Regions from separate parts of the Homo sapiens genome. Here region 1 is linked to region 2. A link is an interaction called in ENCODE POLR2A ChIA-PET data of the cell type or tissue named here. Cell type or tissue: A673. All regions are shown on one strand. Links, peaks and the distances in the headings refer to the core of each region. The heading gives the core; the rest is flanking DNA. Region 1 overlaps RCOR1 (REST corepressor 1). Region 2 overlaps CDC42BPB (CDC42 binding protein kinase beta).

What was found. ChIA-PET counts read pairs that join two places held together with the same protein. Peaks named below come from ENCODE experiments on the same cell type or tissue, not always from the same donor. Only the 100,000 strongest peaks of a DNase experiment are listed, where the experiment ranks them.
Region 1: POLR2A ChIA-PET joins it to region 2 with 19 read pairs; 2 of 35 experiments call an interaction of 5 or more read pairs at or near these places.

What each region holds. Positions count from the first base shown.
Region 1 is chr14:102,600,823-102,608,822 of GRCh38, reverse strand. The region is part of intron 2 of RCOR1 (REST corepressor 1); the gene reads right to left. Among named protein-coding and RNA genes, the nearest start is that of RCOR1, 12 kb to the right of the region's middle. In A673, for the core only: no CTCF peak of the experiment used is centred there; no DNase peak of the experiment used is centred there; H3K27ac peaks cover 981 bases.
Region 2 is chr14:102,939,518-102,955,597 of GRCh38, reverse strand. CDC42BPB (CDC42 binding protein kinase beta) reads left to right here. Exons shown (of 37, transcript NM_006035.4): 22 at 910-996; 23 at 1,323-1,400; 24 at 2,995-3,100; 25 at 4,996-5,132; 26 at 5,694-5,833; 27 at 7,796-7,877; 28 at 8,914-9,130; 29 at 9,874-9,936; 30 at 11,111-11,707; 31 at 15,274-15,371; 32 at 15,468-15,552; 33 at 15,651-15,768; 34 at 15,871-15,988. Among named protein-coding and RNA genes, the nearest start is that of AMN, 25 kb to the right of the region's middle. RefSeq lists an enhancer at 9,254-10,453. In A673, for the core only: no CTCF peak of the experiment used is centred there; no DNase peak of the experiment used is centred there; H3K27ac peaks cover 1,164 bases.

The sequences.
Region 1 (8,000 bases), core at 1-8,000, 340 kb after region 2:
GAGGCTGAGGCAGGAGGAGTGCTTGAGGTCAGGAGTTAGAGACCAGCCTGGCCAACATAAACAAACCCCGTCTCTCCACAAAAAAAAAATTTTAAAATTAGGCCAGGCACCTGTAACCCCAGCACTTTGGGAGGCCGAGACAGGTGTATCACCTGAGGTCGGGAGCTCAAGACCAGCCTGGCCAAAATGGTGAAACCCCATTTCTACTAAAAATACAAAAATCAGCCAGGCATGGTGGTGCGCACCTATAATCCCAGCTACTTGGGAGGCTGAGGCAGGAGAATCGCTTGAACGAGGGAGGCAGAGGTTGCAATGAGTTGAGATCACGCCACTGCCCTTCAGCCTGGACGACAGAGCAAGACTCCATCTCAAAAAACAAAAACAAGGCAAAACAAAAAAAACAACAACACAAAACAAAAGCAATGAAGCACAGAAAGTACCAATACTGACTCAAGCTTCAACATGAATGAACCTTGAAAACATTACACTAAGTGATAGAAGCCAGACATGAAGGTCACATACCCATTTACGTGAAAGTTCCAGAATAAGTAATCCAGAAACAAAAAGCAGGTTAGTGGTTGCCTGGTACTGAGAATGGAGAATAAGAAGTAACTCATTCTTCATTCTAACACATGTGAGATTTTCTTTTTAGGGTGATGAAAATGTTTCGGAACTAGACAAGGGCAGTGGCTCCACAACAATGCGAGTGCACTGAATGCCACTGAATTGTTCATTGTAAAACGGTTAATTTTGTTGTTTTTTTTTTTGAGATGGAGTCTCTCTGTTTCGCCCGGGCTTGAGTGCAGTAGCGTGATCTCGGCTGATGGCAACCTCTGCCTCCCCGGTTCAACCAATTCTCCTGCCTCAGCCTCCCAAGTAGCTGGGATTAGAGGCGTGCACCGCCACACCTGGCTAATTTTTTGTACTTTGTGGTTTTTCTTGAGACAGAGTCTCGCTCTGTTGCCCAGGCTAGTGTGCAGTGGCACGATCTCAGCTCACTGCAGCCTCCACCTCCCGGGTTCAAGCGATTCTCCTGCCTCAGCCTCCTGAGTAGCTGGGATTAAAGGCAGGTGCCACCACACCCGGCTAATTTTTATACTTTTAGTAGATATGGGGTTTTACCATGTTGGCCAGGCTGGTCTCAAACTCCTGACCTCGTGATCTGCCCACCTCAGCCTCTCAAAGTGCTGGGATTACAGGCATGAGCAACCACGCCTGGCTAGCTTTTTTCTATTTTTAGTAGAGACAGGTTTTCACCATATTGGCCTGGCTGGTCTCAAACTCCTGACCTCAGGTGACCCACTTGCCTCAGCTTCCCAAAGCACTGGGATTACACGCATGAGTCACCACACCTGGCCAAAAAATAGTCAATTTTGTGATGTGACTTGCACCACTTTATATAAAAAAAAGAAAACACATCTATGCAAGATGTGCATCTCCAATTTATACAAATTCATTATAAGGAAAGCAAGAGACAATAGGGATAATCAGCTTTTAACTGCAATTTAAAAGACAATTTTTCCCTAGATTTCCATTTGATATACAGTTGCACTTGGTCCTTATCAAATGTCCATTAAAAAATGCCTACTCAGCCGGGCGCGGTGGCTCACGCCTATAATCCCAGCACTTTGGGAGGCCAAGGCAGACGGATCACCTAAGGTTAGAAGTTCGAGACCAGCCTGACCAACATGGAAAAACCCCGTCTCTACTAAAAATACAAAATCAGCCAGACGTGGTGGAGCATGCCTATAATCCCAGCTACTTGGGAGGCTGAGGCAGGAGAACCACTTGAATCCGGGAGGCAGAGGCTGCAGTGAGCTAAGATCACACCACTGCACTCCAGCCTGGGCGACAGAGTGAGACTTCGTCTCAAAAAAAAAAAAAAAAACTAACACAAAACCCAAAAAAATCAAAAAAACAAAAACAAAAGCCTATTCAAGAAAAGACCCAAACCAAGCACATATTCTTAGAAAATTCAGCCCCTATTTAGCTCTGACGAGTTTATACTAGATAATACTTAACAGCCAGGTGCAGTGCCTCACACCTGTAATCCCAGCTACCTGGGAGGCTGAGGCAGGAGGATCACTGGTGCCCAAGAAGTCAAGGCTGCATGCAGTGGGCCATGTTCCCGCCACTGCACTCCAGCCTGGGGGACAGGGTGAGACCCTATCTCCCCTCCAAAAAAAAAAAAAAAACTTAAAACCTGATTTGGTGGTTCAAAAAACTACGCTACCACCCTCAAAGAAATCAGACATACATGACACCACTAGCTCCCAGAACACTCTCTGGTACTGAGTAAGATCAAAACTAGTTAAGCACCTACTCTTCTCTTCCTCCCCGCTGAACTCCCTATATCCACGCTAAGTTTGAAAGCAGAACACCAAGCCCAGCAGCTTCTATGCCAGTAAAAGTAAAGCAGGGCAGGAACTACAACCTTCAGGGAGAGTATGGGTGTAAATACAGTCAGGTGCAGTGGCTCACACCTGTAATCCCAGCACTGTGGGAGGCCAAGACAGGCAAATCACCTGAGGTCAGGAGTTCAAGACCAGCCTGGCCAACATGGCAAAACCCCGTCTCTACTAAAAATACAAAAATTAGGCCGGGCACGGTGGCTCATGCCTGTAATCCCAGCACTTTCGGAGGCCGAAGCAGGCAGATCACTTGAGGTCGGGAGTTCAAGGCCAGCCTGCCCAATATGATGAAACCCTATTTCTACTAAAAATACAAAAATTAGCCAGGCATGGTGGCGCGCACCTGTAATCCCAGCTATTCACGAGGCTGAGGCAGGAGAATCACTGGAAGCAGGGAAGCAGAGGTTGCAGTGAGCCGAGATCATGCCACTGGACTCCAGCCTGTGCAACAGAGCGAGACTCCATTTCAAAAACAAAAACAAAAAAAACCACAAAGACACACACATTGGCCTAGCCTACAGTCAGGATCATCAATATCACCATCTTCCAACTCCATACCTTCCTTGTCCCACTGGAAGGTCTTCAGAGGCAATAAGACCCATGGAGGTGTCATATTCTAGAGTAACAATGCCTTCCTTCTGGAATACCTCCTGAAGGACCTGCCTGAGGCTGTTTTACAGCAAACTGATAATTTTTATAAGTAGGAATACACTCTAAAATAACCATACAAAGTATAGCATAGTAAATCCACAAACCAGTAATACAGTTATTGTCATTACCAAGTACTATGTACTATACATAACTCCATGTGCTAGATTTTGTAAGACTGGCAGTGCAGTAGGTTTGTTTACACCAACACCACACAAACACCTAAGTAATGCTACACGCTGTTGCACTATAGACAAGGTGAAGTTACTAGGCGACAGAAATTTTTTAGTTCCATTATAATCTTATGGGACCACTGTCCTTGACCAAAATGACATTTGTTTTGCAATACATGACTGTATGTATAGCCTTCAGTCACACCATCAAAATAAATGGCTCTTCTAAAAAAAACTCCAACTATATTCTAAGTTGTGAAGATGACTATTTCAACATACATGCAGGAATAAAGCAACTCAGTCCAATTTGTCCCCAGGCAACCAAGCTAACCACCTCCCATTTCACCGGTGTTCTCACTGCCAGGAAGAAGAGGAATGTAACTGGACTACAAGTTGGCTCTGGCAACCCGAAACATAAAATTCCCCAACACCTGGGGCCACATGGAAACAACTAATCAATGGATCCAATAAAGTCTTGCTCCTAAGTGTTTTTTCTTTTCCTTTTTTTTTTTTTTTTTTTTTTGAGATGGAATATTGCTCTGTCACCCAGGCTGGAGTGCAGTGGCACGATCTCGGCTCACTGTAGCTCCACCTCCCAGGTTCAGGCAATTCTCGCGCCTCAGCCTCCCAAAATGCTGGGATTATAGCCTGGCTAATTTTTTGTATTTTTAGTAGAGACAGGGTTTCACCATTTTGGCCAGGCTGATCTTGAATTCCTGACCTTGGGAGATCCACCTGCCTCAGCCTCCCAAAGTGCTGGGATTACAGGAGTGAGCAACTGCACCCAGCCTAAGTGTTTTCTCTTAAAGAGGATTCTGGCTGACCCTCTCTAAAATACACTAAATTGAATTCTGATTATACTTATAAATCAGAATTCTTATAATACTTAAAATTAACAGTCTATCTTGTTGATCCTTTTCCTTTCTTACTGAAACATAAAATAAAGGTGCCTCTTACAGCTGAGGGCCTCTCGGACTGGATTACCACGGCAAGTTATTAGGTTCAACCATAAGACTAAGCCTCTCAATGCCTCTGTTTCCTCATCTGGAAAATGGAGATAGTAACTTTACATCATATGACTGTTGTGAGGGTCAAATGATTTGATGTGTGTTAAAACTAGCCTGGCACAGAGTAAGCAACCTGGATAGATCATTCTTTCGAGGGTTTTGTTAGTGATGACAAGTTGTACCTCCCTATCCACACACTACCCATTGCCTTATAAGGAGTGGCAAATCCCTAAGACAGCTGTTAGTTTTAGTCTATAGCATTTTAACCTTTCGTGGGAAACTAACTGACCATTATAGGATCAAAGCTGTAACTTTAACCTTTAACCTATATGCTACTATAACTATATACTAGGCAAAAATTAAATCAGAGCTTTTCAAGTCATCCAGCACTGTGATTTGGGTCAACTAGCTAATAGCAGGCCAAAATGAGATGAATAACTTAGTGGAAACACAACAATCAACAAAAAAAATTGTCAATTCTCAGTAACATTCATCTTAGAAATCAGGGGTATACACCAAGACCAATCTCTGAGTACAGTCTCCAGTCAGGAATGTATTTTTATCCCTTCCTAGTCAAATAAACTCAATCCTCCTCCCCGCAACACACATAATATTAAAGAAAAAACAAAAAACATATGTGCAATTCTAACAAAGAATATCCAAATATATAAATAAAAAGAACTCACACAAATCCATACAAAAAACCAAAACCTATAAAAACCAACACCCTATAGAAAAACAGCAAAACAGCCTAGGAAACATGGTGAAACCCTGTCTCTACAAAAAAACACAAAAATTAGCCAGGCGTGGTGGCACACTCCTGTAGTCCCAGCTACCTCGGAAGCTGAGGTGGGAGGATCATGTGAGCCCAGGAGATGAAGGTTGCAGTGAGCTGAGATTAAGCCACCGCACTCCAGCCTGGGCAACAGAGCAAGACCCTAAGGGGGAAAAAAAAGAAAAATAGCAAAAGAAAGATACATTCACAGGAGGAAACTGAGTGGCAAAAAAAAGAAAAAAAAATTTACAGACACCCCTGGGCCAGGGTTAAGACCAACAAAACCTGAAACCCCATCTCTACAAAAAATACAAATATTAGCTGGGCATAGTGGCAAGAGCCTATAAACCCAGCTACTCCGGAGGCCAAGGTGGGAAGATTACTTGAGCCTGAGAGGCTGAGGATGCAGGGAGCCAAAATTACACAACTGCACTCCAGCCTGGATGACAGAGCCAGACCCTGTCTCAAAAAGTACATATAAACAAATAAAAAATAAATAAAAAGACACTCTTTTCTTATCGATACTTAGCTAAAACACACTTAGTACTTTTTGTCACATTCTTTGCTGGGTGTGGTGGTGAACAACTGTAGTCCAAACTACTCCAGAAACTGAGGTATGAAGATCACTTGAGCCCTAGAAGTTCAAGGCTACAGTACGCTATGATCACGCCACTGCACTCCAGCCTGGGCGACAAGAGTAAGAACTCATCTCAAAAAAGGGGAAAAAAAAGGTCTTAAAAAAATTAAAAATTAAAAATTAAAAACATAAGACACTTAACCTCATCATTAATTGGAAAACTTAATTACAGGCACAGTGACTCATGCCTGTAATCTCAACACTTTGGGAGGACACAGCAGAAGGACTGGTTGAGCCCAGGAGTTGGAGACCAGTCTGGGCAACTTGGCAAAACCCCGTCTCTACAAAAAGTTCAAAAATCAGTCAGGCATACTGGCTCATGCCTGTAGTCCCAGCTTCTCAGGAAACTGAGACAGGAGGATCACTTGAGCCCTGGAGGCTGAGGCTGTAGTGTGCTGTGATCATGCCACTGCACTCCAGCCTAAGAGGCAGAACGATATCAAGTCTACAAAAAAAGAAAGAAGAGGCCAGGCACAGTGGATCACGTCTGTAATCCTAGGACTTTGGGAGGCCGATGCGGGAGATCACTTGAGGTCAGGAGTTCAAAACCGGCCTGGCCAGCATGGTGAAACCCCTTCTCTACTAAAAATATTTTTTAAAATTAGCCAGGCGTGGTAGCACATGCCTGTAATCCTAGCTACACGGGAGGCTGAGGCAGGACAATCACTTGAACCGGGGAGGCGGAGGTTACAGTGAGAGGAGACTGCGTCACTGCATTTCTAGCCTGGGGAACAAAACAAGAGCGAAACTCCATCTCCAAAAAAAAAAAAAAAAAAAGAAAAGAAAAGAAAAGAAAAAAATGCTAATATAAGCCATTAAAGGATAGCATTTAAAAAAAATTAATAACCTAACTAACACCATGACGAAGACAAGGTGAAAACAAAGTTGTTTACCTTGCTAGTGGAAATGTACTTGTTTGGAAAGCATAAAAGTACATGAATAGCATAGATTATTCCATTTACAAAAACACTAACAATAACAAGAAAACATATTATCACTTTTTTTTTTTTTTTGAGACGGAGTCTAGCTCTGTCGTCCAGTCTGGAGTGCAGTGGCACAACCTCGGCTCACTGCAATCTCCGCCTCCCGGGCTCAAGCAATTCTCCCGCCTCAGCCTCCCAAGTAGCTGGGATTACAGGTACCCGCGACCACACCCAGCTAATTTTTATATTTTTAGTAGAGACGGGGTTTCGCCATGTTGGCCAGGCTGGTCTCGAACTCCTGATCTCAGGTGATCCTCCCGCCTCACCCTCCCAAAGTGCTGGAATTACACACATGTATTTAAGTACAAAAACACGTATGGGAATTCTGACAGCCTTGAGTGTGCCACTCAGATTTCCCTTCAAGAGAGAAAATGTTGCAAGGAGTGTAGTTAACTGACAGCCCCAGCTACCAGAAATCTACTACAGCACCCATACCAAGGCTAGGCTACTCTAGGCTGCTCCCAGCCAATGACTGAACACAGCAGATGTTCACAAAGAAGGACCATTCCTGCCCAACAGACTCTTCTAACAATCTACTCTGGCTGAGATTTTCTCTGAACTGCAAGCTGCACTGCAGTTTGAGGTTCCTCTATCAATCATTAATCATCATTCCTTCCCTCTCTTCTTTCACAGGTGTCACACATGCTTCCAGTGTAAAGGCTCTTGCCACCTACACCTCCTTCCTCTCTTTATCCTTCACAAGCATACCCTAATGAACCTCTTGCACATCTAATTCTGTCTTGTCATCTGCTTCTCAGAAGATGCAAACTATCACAGAAATAATATAAACCAACTGTGAATTAATGAAGAAAGAAGGCGGGAATGAGGCTTTAGCTGTACCTGAAGCAAATATTGCCTAGTATTAAATCAGTGTTTGGTCGGGTGCGGTGGCTCAAGCCTGTAATCCCAGCACTTTGGGAGGCCAAGGCGGGTCAATCACCTGAGGTCAAGAGTTCGAAACCAGCCTGGCCACCATAGTGAAACCCCGTCTTTTTTTTTTGAGACAGAGTCTCACTTTGTCACCTAGGCTGGAGTGCAGTGGTGCCATCTACGCTCACTGCAACCTTTGCAGCCTGGGTTCAAGCAATTCTCCTGCCTCAGCCTTCTGAGTAGCTGGGATTACAGGCATGCACCACCACGCCCAGCTAATTTTTGTGTTTTTAGTAGAGAGGGGTTTCATCATGTTGGCCAGGTTGGTCTTGAACTCCCGACCTCAAGTGATCCGCCTGCCTCGGCCTCCCAAAGTGCTGGGATTACAGGTGTGAGCCACCATGCCCAGCCAGCGAAATACCATCTCTACTAAGAATACAAAAATTAGCAGCCGGGCGCGGTGGCTCACGCCTGTAATCCCAGCACTTTGGGAGGC
Region 2 (16,080 bases), core at 4,054-12,053:
GAACTCTTAATTTGTTAAAACAAAACATTGCTTCCCTGTGTCATAAAATTTTCAAGGAAATTCTTAAATCTACTCATGGGCCCACCGACCTCTGTTGATGTTCGAATTTCTTCTTGATCCTTGAAATGAGGTTAAGAAGCATTTGGCTATTTGATCTTTTCTTCTTTCTCTTTTTCTTTTGAGACAGTCTTGATTTGTTGCCCAGGCTGGAGTGCAATGACTTGATCTCGGCTCACTGCAACCTTCTCCTGGGTTCAAGCGATTGTCGTGCCTCAGCCTCCAGAGTAGCTGGGATTATGGGTGTGTGCTAGCACACCCGGCTAATTTTTGTATTTTTAGTAGAGACGGGGTTTCGCCATGTTGGCCAGGCTGGTCTCAAAATCCTGACTTCAGGTGGTCTGCCCCCCTCAGCCTCCCAAATTGCTGGGATTACAGGCGTGAGCCACCGTGCCTGGCCTGGCTAATTGATCTTAAGGCTGCTAGGCTTAGATAACATTACTTATGAATAAAGGTCAGGAAGGATCAGCATTTCCAGGTCTTGCCCTTTCAGTGACCGGGGCAAGGAGGCTGCAGGAGGGGGCGGGTATGCTCAGGGCTGTGCATTAGAGGTGTCTCCAGGCAAATTCTCACCTCAGCGGGGTGACTGTGACTTGTCAGACTCCACCTGCCCACGCAATCACCACTCAGCTGAGGAAGCCAAGTGCAGGGGTCCTCAGGGCAGGCCGGCCAGCTGGGAGTGGAGCAGGGGTCTGTGAGGAGACCCAAGGGGTGATAGGATCCAGGAGTAAGAACCGCTGGGACTTCTGGGCTAGACAGAATCTGCTTTTATTAGTAAAGAACTTGTAAGTAGAGTCTGGATCATGTAGAATATGTCCTTTCACCCCACTCTTTCTTTCTTGGTTCTCACAGACCAGCTCAGCTAGTGAGCAAGAAACACAAGCTCCGAAGCCAGAAGCGTCCCCGTCGATGTCTGTGGCTGCATCAGAGCAGCAGGAGGTGAGACAGCGTTGCCCTGGTGATGCTCCCACCTGGGGTCTGCCCTCGTGTCCAGGTGACCAGATGCTGCTCACCTGGCCCCTGCATAACAGTTTGCAGCGAGGGCCTCTGCCCAGGTGCTCAAGCCCACCTTTCATTTTGAGAATTAACTGTCAGTCCCTCCCCTAGATGAGGGAGGCTTCCGCAGATGTCTCAACATTGTAGCAAATTAAAAATGCAGAACTGTTCACTGTTAACACATTCTTGAGAGAAGTGCACCCCGTAGGGCCAGGTGTCTCAGCCATGCTGAGCTGGGCCGACACTCACCTGTCCTGCTTGTCTCCCAGGACATGGCTCGGCCCCCGCAGAGGCCATCCGCTGTGCCGTTGCCCACCACGCAGGCCCTGGCTCTGGCTGGACCGAAGGTAGGGGCCTTGCTTTCACCCGGGGCGCCTTCTTAGTTATTTAGTTGTTTATTTATTCTCAGTTATTTAGAAAATAAGTTTTGTATAAATAAAACATACTTAGTCATTTTTGCATACACACAGTAGCGACCCTCATGTTCTGTAGGAAAGTTGTTGAGAATGGTGTGTAATTCAGGAAGCTGTCAGGACCCTGTGTTTTCTTAATGATACCAGTGCTACACAAATATATTTTAATTGGAAAAGTTCAGCATTCAGTCTCCCCACTCTCCTTCTCTCATTCCCCAAGCCATATTCCCCTCTCCACAGGTAGGCAGCTTACTTCTCCACATTGATTTTCATTTGTCTGCCTGCACTTAGAGAACCTTACAGAACCATGTGGCTGGTGGGTGAGAATGACTCCCAGCATAAACGGCCCTGCAGTGCATGTGCGGTTCTGAGCCTCATCCTTTCCACAAGTGCATCCTGGAGAGCCAGCACAGCGGCCCCACTGGGCCCCTGCTCCCCTGTCCTGGCCTCGGCTTCTTCTGTAACATCCCCTTTTCTTTCATATAAACATCAACGCAGATCAGAAAGTCTCCAGGGTGACGGGCCCCTGAGTTCCAAGCATTGCGAGTACGTAGCCCTGTGGCCTAAGGTGGTTTTTGTTGTTGTTAATGTAGACACGGCCTCTGCCTGTGCTTCCTGCCACAGGCAGCTATGCCGGCTGGACGTAAGAAGCCAAACTTCTATGAGGCTACCTAAGGGTTTGGCTTTTGGACTAAGACTCTTGCAGAGTCAGGGACCAAGTCGCGAGGTCGTTTATTTGGTTACCATATTTGATAGCAACTCTGCAGAGTGCTGGTGTGTCACTCCTAGTCCTGATGGCCCGGCCACCGCCCCACGGCCTCCCTGCCCACCTCAGCCAGCCTCTTCCCCCACAGCTCTCTGGAGTTTGTGTCGGTCACTCCCCTACTTCTTGCAAGTGGTCTCACCCACATCTGTTTCCTGCTGAGGATCGTATTGGTCTCTGCTGCGCCTGAGCTTGGTAAACAGGCGGTCCCGCATGGCCTGCACCACGACCCTCTGTTCAGCCTTGGGGCTGCTGCAGTTGCCGCTGGGTTCACAATGTGTCCACTCCTGATGAGGGACCGTGAGCCTTTCCAGGCGTTTGCTGTTATGAACTGTCCTCCTGTCGGTGATTCTTGGGTGTCTCTTGGACACATGCAAGGCCTGTGTGCAGCCCAACCTAAATGTGGCCCCAGGTCGGCCCCCAAGAGCCAGTTGGTGCTGGTCTCCAGGAGGCCAGGAGCATGAGCCAGAAAGAGCACTGGCCATGCCACCTCGGCCCTCTGGCCCAGCTGACCTCGCTTTTTGGTAGCAGTGCTCTCCCACTGAAGGAAGTATTTGTTGGCCTCTCTCTGGCTCAGGCTCGTAGGTGGTTTTCACCACTATTTGATGAGCCCTGTTAGGGAACACGTAGACCAAGACCAGAACTTGCACATTTCCACCTTTTCAGGATAATGCCCAAGCTGTGTATAAACTGGATCACAGGCAGATGGATCTGACTCTCAAGAGTCCATGGTTCACCTCAGTGTTCTTGATTTTCTCCTTCCAGCCAAAAGCTCACCAGTTCAGCATCAAGTCCTTCTCCAGCCCTACTCAGTGCAGCCACTGCACCTCCCTGATGGTTGGGCTGATCCGGCAGGGCTACGCCTGCGAGGGTGAGTGTCGTTGCAGCTCCTGGGGTCAGCGTGCACAGCCCCACACCCCTGCAGCTAAGGGCACCAGCCGGCTCCAGGGCAGCCCTGATGCAAGCAAACCAAACTAAAGTGAAATGTCATTGGCATGATTTGAGGACAGGGTTTTTTTTAGGGGGAGTGGGGAGATAGGGTCTCACTCTGTCACTCAGACTTCAGTGCAGTGGTGCAATCACAGTTCAGCTCAAGCGATTCCCTTGTCTCAGCCTCTCAAGTAGTTGAGACCTCAGACACACACACCACCAGCATGCCTGGCTATTTTTAAATTTTTTTTGTAGAGAGTTGAGGGATCTCACTTTGTTTCCCAGACCGGTCTCAAACTCTGGGACTCAAGTGATCTCCCGCCTTAGCCTCCCGAAGTGCTGGAATTACAGGCATGAGCCACTGCACCCAGCCTGGCAGGTTTATTTTTACAAATCCTCAGTAAAGGTCTGTGGAACCGTGGATCCCTGCTGTGCTGGGGGCTCCATTGTGCTGTGCGCCTCTGTGGTGACTCAACTCATCTACTGAGAATTACTACGAAGTAGATCATCTGCAGCTGTTCTAGAAAATCAGAGAGGAAAAGTAATTGTGTAAAACCTTCCACTGTCAAATTATCTAAAGATAACCACAATTATTTGTCTCTGCTTCTGGTCGTCATTCGTATTTTTTTTCTTTTTTTCTATTTCTTTTTCGAGACAAGAGTTTGACTCTGTTGCCCAGGCTAGAGTGCAGTGGCTCAATTTCAGCTTACTGCAACCGCTGCCTCCCAGATTCAAGTGATTCTCCTGCCTCATCCGCCCAAGTAGCTGGGGACAGGCCCACGCCACCATGCCTGGCTAATTTTTGTGTTCTTAGTAGAGATGGGGTTTCGCCATGTTGCCCAGGCTGGTCTCGAACTCCTGACCTCAAGTGATCCACCTGCCTCGGCCTCCCAAAGTGCTGGGATTACAGGTGTGAGCCACTGCGCCCAGCCCATCATATTTTTAAGGCTATATCTTGTGCTCTTGCCCTGTGCTGGGATTCGACATGCTCTTACCCCCTCAGTGATTGCCCCATTTCACAGATGAGCAACCACCCCAAGCCACCCAGTGCTGTGGGAGGGTCCTGGAGCCCAGACTCGCACTGGCTCTGAGCACTCACGCCTTCCTGACCATGGGTCTGTGAACAGAGATGCCCTTCATTCTACATTATAGCAGAAGCATTGTTTTTTGTTATTTCAACTCATGCACATTTTGATTGGCTGCCAAGACCCCACGTCCCCATGACCGCTGGCCTGAATTGCCGTGTAGAAACTCCCACGTGTGGGAGGCGGCCCGGGCTGGCAGGGACAGCATGGAAGCAGGCTTCTGCCATGGGCCCTTTCCCTGTGCGCATGCTGAAGACGCATTCATGCCAGAAACCCTGAGCTTTTGTGTGGATTCTGCCTTGCAACTGTTCTTACCTTTTTGGGTGTCTGGACTTGATGTGAGACTTGATCATTATTTTTTGTTTGTTTTGTTTTATTTTGTTTTTTTGAGATGGAGTCTCGCTCTGTGGCCCAGGCTGGAGTGCAATAGTGTGGTCTCAGCTCACTGCAACCTCCGCCTCCCGGGCTCAAGCGATTCTTCTGCCTCAGCCTCCCGAGTAGCTGGGATTACAGGTGCGCTTCACCACCCCTGGCTAATTTTTGTATTTTTAATAAAGGCGGGATTTCACCATGTTGGCCAGGCTGGTCTCAAACTGCTGACCTCAAGTGGTCTGCCCACCTCGGCCTCCGAAAGTGCTGGGATTCCAGGCGAGACCTGGTGATTATTAAATTGCCTCCTCAGGGCATAGGTTCTGCAGTGACTTCTCTGTAGGCAGCAAGCTTTGAAGGCAGTGTTCTTGCTCTCTTCCAGTGTGTTCCTTTGCTTGCCACGTGTCCTGCAAAGACGGTGCCCCCCAGGTGTGCCCAATACCTCCCGAGCAGTCCAAGAGGCCTCTGGGCGTGGACGTGCAGCGAGGCATCGGAACAGCCTACAAAGGCCATGTCAAGGTAGGCGGCTTCATCTCCGCCCTCAGCCCTCGGTGCCTGTGAGGTGCAGTGACCAATAGCCATGCCCAGCCACTCTTGAAAGCAGCCCCTTGCTGCGGCAGGTGGCCCTGGTGCCAGTCCTAGGGGGCTTACCCTCCTGGGCACTGAGGCCATCAGGTCGGCGCAGCCGCTGTTCTGAATGGCCTGGGCATCCTGAGGCCTCCACGCAGACGCTCACTCAGAGTCCATCCTGGGCTGAGTGTCCAGCCAGTGGGCAGAAGCTCAGTCTGAAAGCCACTGTGCCAGGCCCACCTCTACGAGACTGTCGGGCTGCGTGTACCACAGCACCCTGCATGGGGTGGACACAGCGTTGGCTGAGCTGCCAGCTTTCCCTGGCACCGTCTGCTGCCACGCATGGACCCCTCCCCAGCAACGCCTTGAGCCTTCTTGGGCAAACATCCCTCTGTCCAAACAGCTCTGCCGCCAGCCTGGCAGCTGGAAGGAGATTGTGAACGAGTGTAATGGGGCCTGGCGGCCTGCCTGGCCTGGTGGAACGTGGCCACTGTTTGTTTTTATTCATAGGTCCCAAAGCCCACGGGGGTGAAGAAGGGATGGCAGCGCGCATATGCAGTCGTCTGTGACTGCAAGCTCTTCCTGTATGATCTGCCTGAAGGAAAATCCACCCAGCCTGGTGTCATTGCGAGCCAAGTCTTGGATCTCAGGTCTGCGTTTGGGCAGCACTGTCCTTGCTCTGTGAATCTTCCTCAGCTATCTTTAGCCAAAAGGACGGTGTGTTCCTTAGTAGTCTTTCACCTCATTAGTACTTCACCTGCTTCATTATTGTATGGTTGCAAAAATGGGTACAGCTTAGTCATGACTTCAGGCGCTCACATGCGTATGAACAGACATGCATACGGGCCTGCGTGCGCAGGAACGGGAGCGCTGTAGACGCTTCCTGCCTCGCATGTGTTTGCGTTGAGAAGTTTGCCACAGGGGAATTAATTTAACATAAGAAAACCACATGCCCAAGAACAAGCAGAAGATATCCCAGAGAAAAGCCACGCGGCCCACAGCCGTCTGTGCGTTTTAGAGACCGCAGCAGGTGCTGGTGTGTGGAAGAAGTCTGGAGCCGTGGGCCATGTGGGTGTGCGTGGCCGTAGCGTTTGCTATGTGACCCTGTCTCAGTGCCACCCAGTGTCAGCTGCAGGAGCAGGCGGGGCCTCCTTCCCACTTCCTCTTAGAGTTGACATCTGTGGCTCATCTGTTAGTGAGAAGAGGACAGTGGTCATGTTACTGGCATGTGGAATGTTGTTGTGAAGGTAAACGCATCACTAAGAGGCCTAGCTCAGCCCGGGGCCTGCACACGGAGCCATGCTACTGCCTTTGTGTCATCTCTGTGCTGTGCCCGTGCACCGTCTGTTGTGTGGTGCACACGGGACTGCTCTGGGCTCAGGCCGGGGCTGGGTACTCCATCTGTAGCATTGGTTCTTGGGGGCAGGGCTGCTGGGTGGGTACCCTGAGGACAGCGAGGGTGAGTCGGCATCACCTGGCAGCATACTCCACTTTCCATGTCCCTTCCCCCGGGGCACCCGCCAGTCCCTGGCTGTGCACAGGTGTGCCCCTGGCCTGGTGGTGAAGGGCCACTGGTAGACGAAAAGTTGGCATGAGCCCAAGTCAGGGGCCCCATCGGAGGGCTCAGCACTCTTTAGGGAACCTCTTCAGAACAGCATTTCCACACTGATCCCACACCCCGCTCCCCCTCTCACCTCCACACCCACCCCCTGCTCCCCCCTCACCTCCACACCCACCCCCACTCCCTCACCCCCCCACCTCCAAACCCACCCCCCACTCCCCCTCTCCACAGCCACCCCCCCACCTCTGCACCCACCCCACCTCCGCACCCACCCCACCCCCTCATCTCCACACCTAGCCCCCACTCCCCCTCATCTCTACACCCACCCCACTCCCTCTCACCTCCACACCCACCACTCCCCCTCACTTCCAAGCCCACCCCCCACTCCCCCTCACCTCCCTCCAAACCCACCCCCCACCCTCCCCTCACCTCCACACCCACCCCACCCTCCCCGTCACCTCTCCACCCACCCCACCCTCCCCCCTCACCTCCACACCTACCCCCCACCCCCCTCACCTCCAAACCCACCCCACCCCCCTACTCCCCGTCTCACCTCCACACCCACCCCCCTACTTCCCCCTCACCTCCACCCCCACCCCACCCCCGACTCCCCTCCACCTCCACACCCACCCCCCACTCCCCTGTCACCTCCACGCCCACCCCCCACCACCCCCCACTCCCTCCCACTCCCCCCTCACTTCCACACCCCTCACCCCACTTGTCCTCTGCACTTGGCTGTTGGAGGGACTGCCTGGCTGTGCCAAGTGCAAACCGAGTCTTCTGTAACTGGCATAGTCTGGAGGCACCAGCACAGTGGGGATGAGGCTCCGGGGTTTCCCTTGCGGCATCCCTAAGCCCTGAAACACCTGCCAGAGTCTTGAGTTTGTTGGCCCTGCCCGTGTTTCTTACATCTGGGGAGGCGAGGGACCCGCCCTCCACTGCAGAACACGGTGGTGGAAGGACATGGCAGGGCAGGGCAGGGCAGGGCGTGGGAGGGCCTTGGGTCCTGTGCGCGTGTCTCCCAGCGGGGTCAATGTTTCTTCCTTACCAGAGATGACGAGTTTTCCGTGAGCTCAGTCCTGGCCTCAGATGTCATTCATGCTACACGCCGAGATATTCCATGTATATTCAGGGTATGAATTTTTCATTAATCTTTTTAACAAAGCACATGGTTAAAACTGATTGTTCTAGGCATGTCATTGTGCTGCGGCAGCCATCAGCGCACCTCCAGTGTGGCCCTAGGGTCTCAACCTCCAGCCTGGCTCCAGGTCCTTGTGCGTCCCGTCCTGGCCAAGTAGCAGCCTGTGCCCGTCTCGGGGAGCCTCCTGGCTGGCTTCTTCCCAGACACCCCTCTTCACTGACCCTCCCTTCTCCTACATCTGAAACTCCTCTTCCACTCAGTCCACGTCCCGGCCACTGTCCTCACAGCGTGTGCACTGCCAGGCGGGCGCTGTGGCAGGTTAGGCATGAAGGTGCCTCTCCAGTGCCCCCCAGCCAATTGGAGCCAGCGTTTTTGTTGACTGAGTGAGTGCTCCCTCACTGAGTTAGTGTTAGACATTGTAGCATTAGGACGTTCCTAGAAGACTGAATTGGGGAAAGAAACCCTCCAGCCCCCTCCACTGGGAATTTTCTTATAAACAGCAAAATTTTGATAACAAAACTAAGTCTATAAATTAGCTTTTACTAAATCACAGCTCTATTCAGAAACAACCCTGTCATACACAGTACAGGAAATTACCATCATTGTTACTGGAACGATGGTCATTTGGTAGCATGCGTGCTCAGAGGCTGCTCACAGGGAGGCATGATTTGGGCCAGTGTTTTTGAGATCTGCTTTTCCTGGACACATTTTCAGAATCTACTTTTATAATGATTATTCAAGAAAGCAGATTTAAAGTAGGCAGCTACTCGTAGTTTTGACAAAAGCAGAATTAACGAAAATGGGACCAGGAAGCGATCTCACGGGGCTGTTTAGAACCCCGCCCCTTCCGTGTCCTGCCGCGGGAGCCTCTGCAAGGCGCCCAGCGAGGTGGAGTCAGGGGTCCCTGCCTGGGAAGCACATCAGCCCCCGTTGCTCCTGGGGTGCGTGGCTCCAGCAGGGCCGTGGTAGCTGCGTGCGGCTTTGGCGTTTGATGACTTCTCTCTTCTCTTCTGTTTCCTGTCATGAAGGTGACGGCCTCTCTCTTAGGTGCACCTTCTAAGACCAGCTCGCTGCTCATTCTGACAGAAAATGAGAATGAAAAGAGGAAGTGGGTTGGGATTCTAGAAGGACTCCAGTCCATCCTTCATAAAAACCGGCTGAGGAATCAGGTCGTGCATGTTCCCTTGGAAGCCTACGACAGCTCGCTGCCTCTCATCAAGGCCATCCTGACAGCTGCCATCGTGGGTACGTCCCAAAGGTTGTGTCCTTCAGGTGTCTGAAGCAACAGCACTTCCGGCGGCGCTGCAGTGCCCATCTGAAAATCAGATGAAGGTCACAGGTCCATTTGGGTTTGTAGACAGTTTCTCCATGCATGTTAAGAAGCAGACGAGGCCGGGTGCGGTGGCTCACGCCTGTAATCCCAGCACTCTGGGAGGCCAAGGCGGGCGGATCACAAGGTCAGGAGGTTGAGACCATCCTGGCTAACACGGTGAAACCCTGTCTCTGCTAAAAAAAAAAATAAAAATAAAAATAAAATATAGCTGGGCGTGGTGGCGGGCACCTGTAGTCCCAGCTACTTGGGAGACTGAGGCGGGAGAACAGCATGAACCCAGGAGGCAGAGCTTACAGTGAGCCGAGATCACACCACTGCACTCCAGCCTGGGCGACAGACCGAGACTCCGTCTCAAAAAAAAAGCAGATGACCTGTGCGGACAGTACAGTTGGCCCCGGCTAAGCCTGAGGGTCAGCTCCAGGAGCCCCACACACACCCAAATCCTTGCAGACTCAATCCCACAGTCAGCCGGCCCTGTGGAGTTCGTGTAGAGAGAAAGTCACCCCCGATACTGAAGTGTCACATCCCTGGAATGCTGTATTCTCATCCACATATGGTTGAAAAGTATCTGTGAATGAGCCCACCCACGCATTCAAACCCATATTGTTCACGGTCGGCTGTACTGACTTTGTGTATGTTACTTACCCCTCCACAGATGCAGACAGGATTGCAGTCGGCCTAGAAGAAGGGCTCTATGTCATAGAGGTCACCCGAGATGGTGAGTGAGCAGGGCGTTTCCAGCCTGGGATGTCACAGGCCCAGCCTGGCCTCTGCAGACAGCACAGGGTCAGTAGCTCCTAAGGGTTAAGACAAATGCGCTTGATGAAGGCGCCGGAGGGGCCAGCGTGCCGTGAAGACCGGCATCGAGTGCATGGCGACGCGGTGCTAAGTTGCGTATCACATCCATCGAGTTCTTCAAGGGGAGCACTGAGCGGGAGTGGGTGGGGGGTCAAGGAAAGCCCCCTGGGAGGAGGAACAGCTGCAGCTTTCCCACATGTGCTGAGGCTTCACTTGAGAAGCTTTAGTTTCTTTGCTTCCAATTTTGACACTTCAGTCTTCCCAGCGAGGAAGGGCAAAGGTATCCTGGCATGCACCCGCTCCACAGCCCTGGGTCTAGGAGCAGAAACGTCAGGAGACTGGAACTGGCCATGGGCAGGGGGCAGGGGCCCAGGGGAGCATCCCTCAAGGAATCCAGCGACATTTCATGTGAGCCATAGTCCTTTCCCGACAGACCCAGCATCTCTGCATGTGATGGCCGTGGAGCGAGAAGGGCGGGGCAGCCGCTGGGCGAGGCCGTACCCTGGCAGCTCTGTGGGGAGATCTGAGCAAGCGAGGGGCTTGGGTTAGCCTGGGGGCCGTGTGAGGGCGGCGTCTTCACTGGGGGCCGTGTGAGTGTGAGGGCAGTGTCTTCACTGGGGGCCCTGTGAGGGCAGCGTCTTCAGAGGATTTGTCTCAGGGTCCCAGTGGGTTGGGGACAGCTCTTTGTCCCTCATGTGCAGCGTGAGGGCCCTCTGGTTCGGGGATGAGCTGGAAGGAGGCCCAGATCACCCCAGGGCCTTGCTGCGCGAGGACCCAGGTGGAAGCGCTGCCCAGCTGGAGCCCTGGTGCACTGAGGGGTGTGCACAGCAGCAGAGGCAGAGGAGCCTTTGGACCAGCCCCCGAGGCTGCCCCAGGAGCGCGCTGTGGATGTGGGGCAGCTTCTCCGGGGGGCGTTCAAGCCACTGGCTCTGTGGGCAGAGACGGGCTCAGGGCCGGGCTCAGGCTGTGCACACAGGAAGGGAGCCCAGGGGAGGGCCCCAGAGTGTTCCAGGCAAGTCTTTAGCCAAGGCCGTCAGCCCCTGGGAGCTGCTGGCTGTCCCGTCGGCCTCACGCTCTTGTCCTCCTTGCCACAGTGATCGTCCGTGCCGCTGACTGTAAGAAGGTACACCAGATCGAGCTTGCTCCCAGGGAGAAGATCGTAATCCTCCTCTGTGGCCGGAACCACCATGTGCACCTCTATCCGTGGTCGTCCCTTGATGGAGCGGAAGGCAGCTTTGACATCAAGCTTCCGGAAACCAAAGGCTGCCAGCTCATGGCCACGGCCACACTCAAGAGGAACTCTGGCACCTGCCTGTTTGTGGCCGTGAAACGGCTGATCCTTTGCTATGAGATCCAGAGAACGAAGCCATTCCACAGAAAGTTCAATGAGATTGTGGCTCCCGGCAGCGTGCAGTGCCTGGCGGTGCTCAGGGACAGGCTCTGTGTGGGCTACCCTTCTGGGTTCTGCCTGCTGAGCATCCAGGGGGACGGGCAGCCTCTAAACCTGGTAAATCCCAATGACCCCTCGCTTGCGTTCCTCTCACAACAGTCTTTTGATGCCCTTTGTGCTGTGGAGCTCGAAAGCGAGGAGTACCTGCTTTGCTTCAGCCACATGGGACTGTACGTGGACCCGCAAGGCCGGAGGGCACGCGCGCAGGAGCTCATGTGGCCTGCGGCTCCTGTCGCCTGTAGTATGTATATGTTTTCTGTTGCATATCCCTGTTGCTGCTTTTCCCACCGACAGTCAGCATGTGTTCGATTTTGCTTTGGTTTGTCTTCCAGTCCCTTAGTTGAGTAGTCACAGAGCATCGGGAGAGGTGGGCCCCATGCCAGCCCGCAGCAGAGAGCATGGTTCAGATCTCACGTCTCAGACCAGCAGTAGGCGGGCTCAGCAACCTCTCTCCCTGAGCACATGGGGCCGGTTCTTCCAGAGGCCTCAGCAGAGGACCCCGTCGGCGGGCATAGGCCCCTGGGCAGAAGGGCTCGGCGAACCGAGAACGGGGCGTGGCATTCATCTCTCATTTAAAAGGCCTTCCTCGTGATAATACAGAAACTTACACAGTAGTAAAGACAAGCTTGAGGGGTTTTGGTGGCCAGAAAATAATTCACCTCTGGTGTCTTAAGTTACAGTCCCTCTAAGGACAAGTATTTTCTGAAAGTGGTAGGGGCTGTTTTTCAAACAGTTGGGTCACTGAATTCGCCTAGTTGGCATGACTTTCTCTATGAATGGTGGCACTGGGGAACAGGTAGGACCAGTGGACACTTCCCGACTGGCCCGCTGTCCGATTGCTTTTAAAACCTTAAACCGGGTGGAGAGCGGTGGCTCACACCTGTAATCCCAGCACTGTGCGAGACTGAGGCAGGAGGCTCACTTGAGCTCAGAAGTTCAATACCAGCCTCATCTCTACTAAATAACAAAATATGGCTCACACCTGTAATCCCAGCACTTTGGGAGCCCAAGGCAGGGCGGATCACGAGGTTAGGAGATCGAGACCATCCTGGCTAATAGGGTGAAACCCCATCTCTACTAAAAATACAAAAAAAAATTAGCCGGGCGTGGTGGCGGGCGCCTGTAGTCCCAGCTACTCAGGAGGCTGAGGCAGGAGAATCGCTTGAACCCAGGACACAGAGGTTGCAGTGAGCTGAGATCGCACCACTGCACTCTAGCCTGGACAACAGAGCGAGACTCCGTCTTAAACAAACAAACAAACTAGCCAGGCACGGTGCCACATGCCTGTAGTCCCAGCTACTCAGGAGGCTGAGACAGGAGGATTGCTTGAACCCGGGACGCAGAGGTTGTAGTGATCCAAGATCGCGCCACTGCACTCTAGCCTGGGCAACAGAGCAGGACTCCGTCTCAAACAAACAAACTAGCCAGGCACGGTGCCACATGCCTGTAGTCCCAGCTACTTGGGAGGCTGAGACAGGAGGATTGCTTGAGCCCAGAAGATGGAGGCTGCAGTGAGCCATGATCACACCACTACACTCTAGCCTGGGAGACAGAGTGAGACCCTGTCTTTTAAAACAGAAAGGAAACCTTAAACCTCAGAATCCCTCTGATCTATCAGAGTGGCCTGCACCATCAAATCCACAGATCAAGAGGAGGCCGGGAGGAAGACGAGCCGCGCATATGGGGGTAACAGGCCAAGAGTTGGGGAATGACATTCTCCCTCAGTTACCTGAAGCTAAACCCCTTTGTCTGCCCCATTGTCAGCCTTGCTGAGACGGCATCATACCCAGGGCGTCGTGGCTAGACACCAGGCCTGTGAGGTGCACGGCCAGCTCCACCCACGGGCTTACTGCAGTGTGTCCCGGCTCCATCCCGATGGCCACACCACAGCAGACATGTGTGGGCAGTGGGGCTGGGCCGTGGGCCTGCGGTGAGGTGCAGGAAGGGGCCAGTCCCGCTGCCTCAGCACCCCTTGTCCTGGACTCTTACCCCCCAACACCCTGTCCTCTTCATAGGCAGCCAGCACAGGGTTTAAAACCACACAGGATTTACATTTTTGCAAAGCGTAACGTTGAAGAGGGCCCAGGTCACTTAGTGCAATGTATTTATAATCTTGGCCACACGTGTCTGGCGTAGACACCTGAAGTTCCTCGGTTCTCCGCCTTGGTGGGTCTTCTCTCCTGCGGGCACAGTGCAGATGCAGATGAGTTTCAGAGCTGGTCAAAAGTAATTCCATCACCTGTAGGATGCAGAACTGCTCATTCTGCACCCTTTGCTAGTGCCCTGTGTGGGTGGCCTCCCCTGCCCCTCCCCATCCCTTAGGGCAGGTGTTATCAGCCCTGTTGGAGAGGAGGCAGCTGAAGGCCACAGGGGCCGCGTGCTCTGTATCAGTCACATGTCACATCTGTCAGGCTCCAGAGCCCATGTTCTTTTCACTAGAATCTGTTTCACTAGAATCTTTTCACTGGGCATCTGTTTATCACTGAGTCAGCAAACTAGACTTCTTCCTGCTTCCTTGCAAGCGAATCCCCACATACTCGGCAGGCAAGGGCCTTCCCAGAAGCCCGTGTGGAGAGTGGTTCCCTGAAGGGCAGTGTCTGGGGCTGCTTTTGACTTGGTTCTCAGAGGCCTCACAGGTGCATCTGAAATGCTCCTTCTGAGACAGTTTGGTGACCAGGCCAGTATCTTTTGTCTTTCTTGCAAACCCTGTTTGATTTCCCTTTTTGTATTCAGAAGAAAAGTCCTGATCTTGTAGCCTGTTTGGAGTCTGTGATAGAAACAGAGCAGAAGGCTTTTAAAATGCATCTTCAGACAGTGAGGTGTGTCCTGATGCAGGATTAACCTTGAACTCCGGAGGCAGAAGAGCCAGGAAGGAGCACTGAGCTGGAGCTCTCTTGCATTTGGGGCTTGCCGCCTCCCAGCTCTGCGTTTCTGCAAGCTGATGGCCAGGAGCCAAGCTACGCTGAGGGGCTGTGGGGGCAGTGAGCGTGCCACCCACACAGAGGGACTGAGCGGAAGACGCACACCGCTCCCTTGTCGTGTGGCACAGCTGTGTCACTGCTCTTCTAAACGTGGAGAAAGCCCCTTAAACTCCAAATGGCCAAAGGCTTTGCAGTCCTTGGTTTCACATCCGTGGCACCTTGGGTGGAGTTGCTTCTGTAAGCCAACAGATGAGCAGGTGAGGAGCACAGCGCGGACCCCAGAGCTCCCTGCAGGACGCCCTTAGCCTCGCTTGCATATGCCCTCAGACCGGGCTGCAGAGGGGCTTCCCACGCCCCCATAGCACGGGTTCCTAGGGGTCTAGGGTCATTAGTGTGGAGGGCAGACAGGCAGGGTTGTTGCCCAGAGGTCAGCAGTGGTTTCTGTGTGGTTTTTAATACCTACCTGGAAACCGGACTTGCCATCTCCTACGGAAGAATTAGCCTCACCATACTGAACAGTCGGCCCCTACCTGAATTTCCAAAGTGTTGAGCCTGAATTAGTAGCTTTCAGGATAATCACATCTCATGAGAGCTAAATGAAAAACCAGACTTTTTAAAAGTCACCTTCAACATCTGTACTGTAGTATTCAAAATATTAGTTACGGAAGTGATTGTGGAGCATTTAAACATTGGATTGTGTTTGTTTAAACTTTGAAATGAAGATGAATTCCAGAGTGGGAACATGAAGTCTTTGGTGACGTGAACCAGCTGAGGGCAGTGCTGCCGCCTCTGCACTTGTTCAAGTGCCAAGGCTTGGCCTCCGGCCCGAGGGCAGGTGAGTTCCTGAGCCACTGTGGCTCACCCCGCCCTGCTCCGTCTGCGCTAGGTTGCAGCCCCACCCACGTCACGGTGTACAGCGAGTATGGCGTGGACGTCTTTGATGTGCGCACCATGGAGTGGGTGCAGACCATCGGCCTGCGGAGGGTAAGGCGGCCTCGGTGCCCTCCTGTGCGGGCGGGCTTCTCCCGGTGCAGTCTGTGCGTGGCCGCGCTTACTGTCCCTCCCTGGTTTCCAATCCAGATAAGGCCCCTGAACTCTGAAGGCACCCTCAACCTCCTCAACTGCGAGCCTCCACGCTTGATCTACTTCAAGAGCAAGTTCTCGGGTGAGCCTTCCTCTGCACCGGGAGTGGAGGGAAGGGAAGTTGGAGGGGCGTGTGTCCCTGGTGCCGCAGCACCGTCACCGCGCGCTCTGCTTCTGCAGGAGCGGTTCTCAACGTGCCGGACACCTCCGACAACAGCAAGAAGCAGATGCTGCGCACCAGGAGCAAAAGGCGGTTCGTCTTCAAGGTCCCAGAGGAAGAGAGACTGCAGCAGAGGCGGTAGGAGCGGGGCCTCACGGGGCCTGCTGGGCCTCGCTCTAGGGAGGGGGCCAAGAGGATTCTCACGTATCCATGAATCTCAAAAGTGTGTCCTTTCCCCAGAGAGATGCTTAGAGACCCAGAATTGAGATCCAAAATGATATCCAACCCAACCAACTTCAACCACGTGGCCCACATGGGCCCAGGCGACGGCATGCAGGTGCTCATGGACCTGCCTCTGGTGCGTGCACGGCCGGGATAGGGCGGGCAGGGCACCCCATCTCCTCCTCCCCGCTCAGGCAGCCATGCTGGCTGAGACTGTCCCAAAGGCAG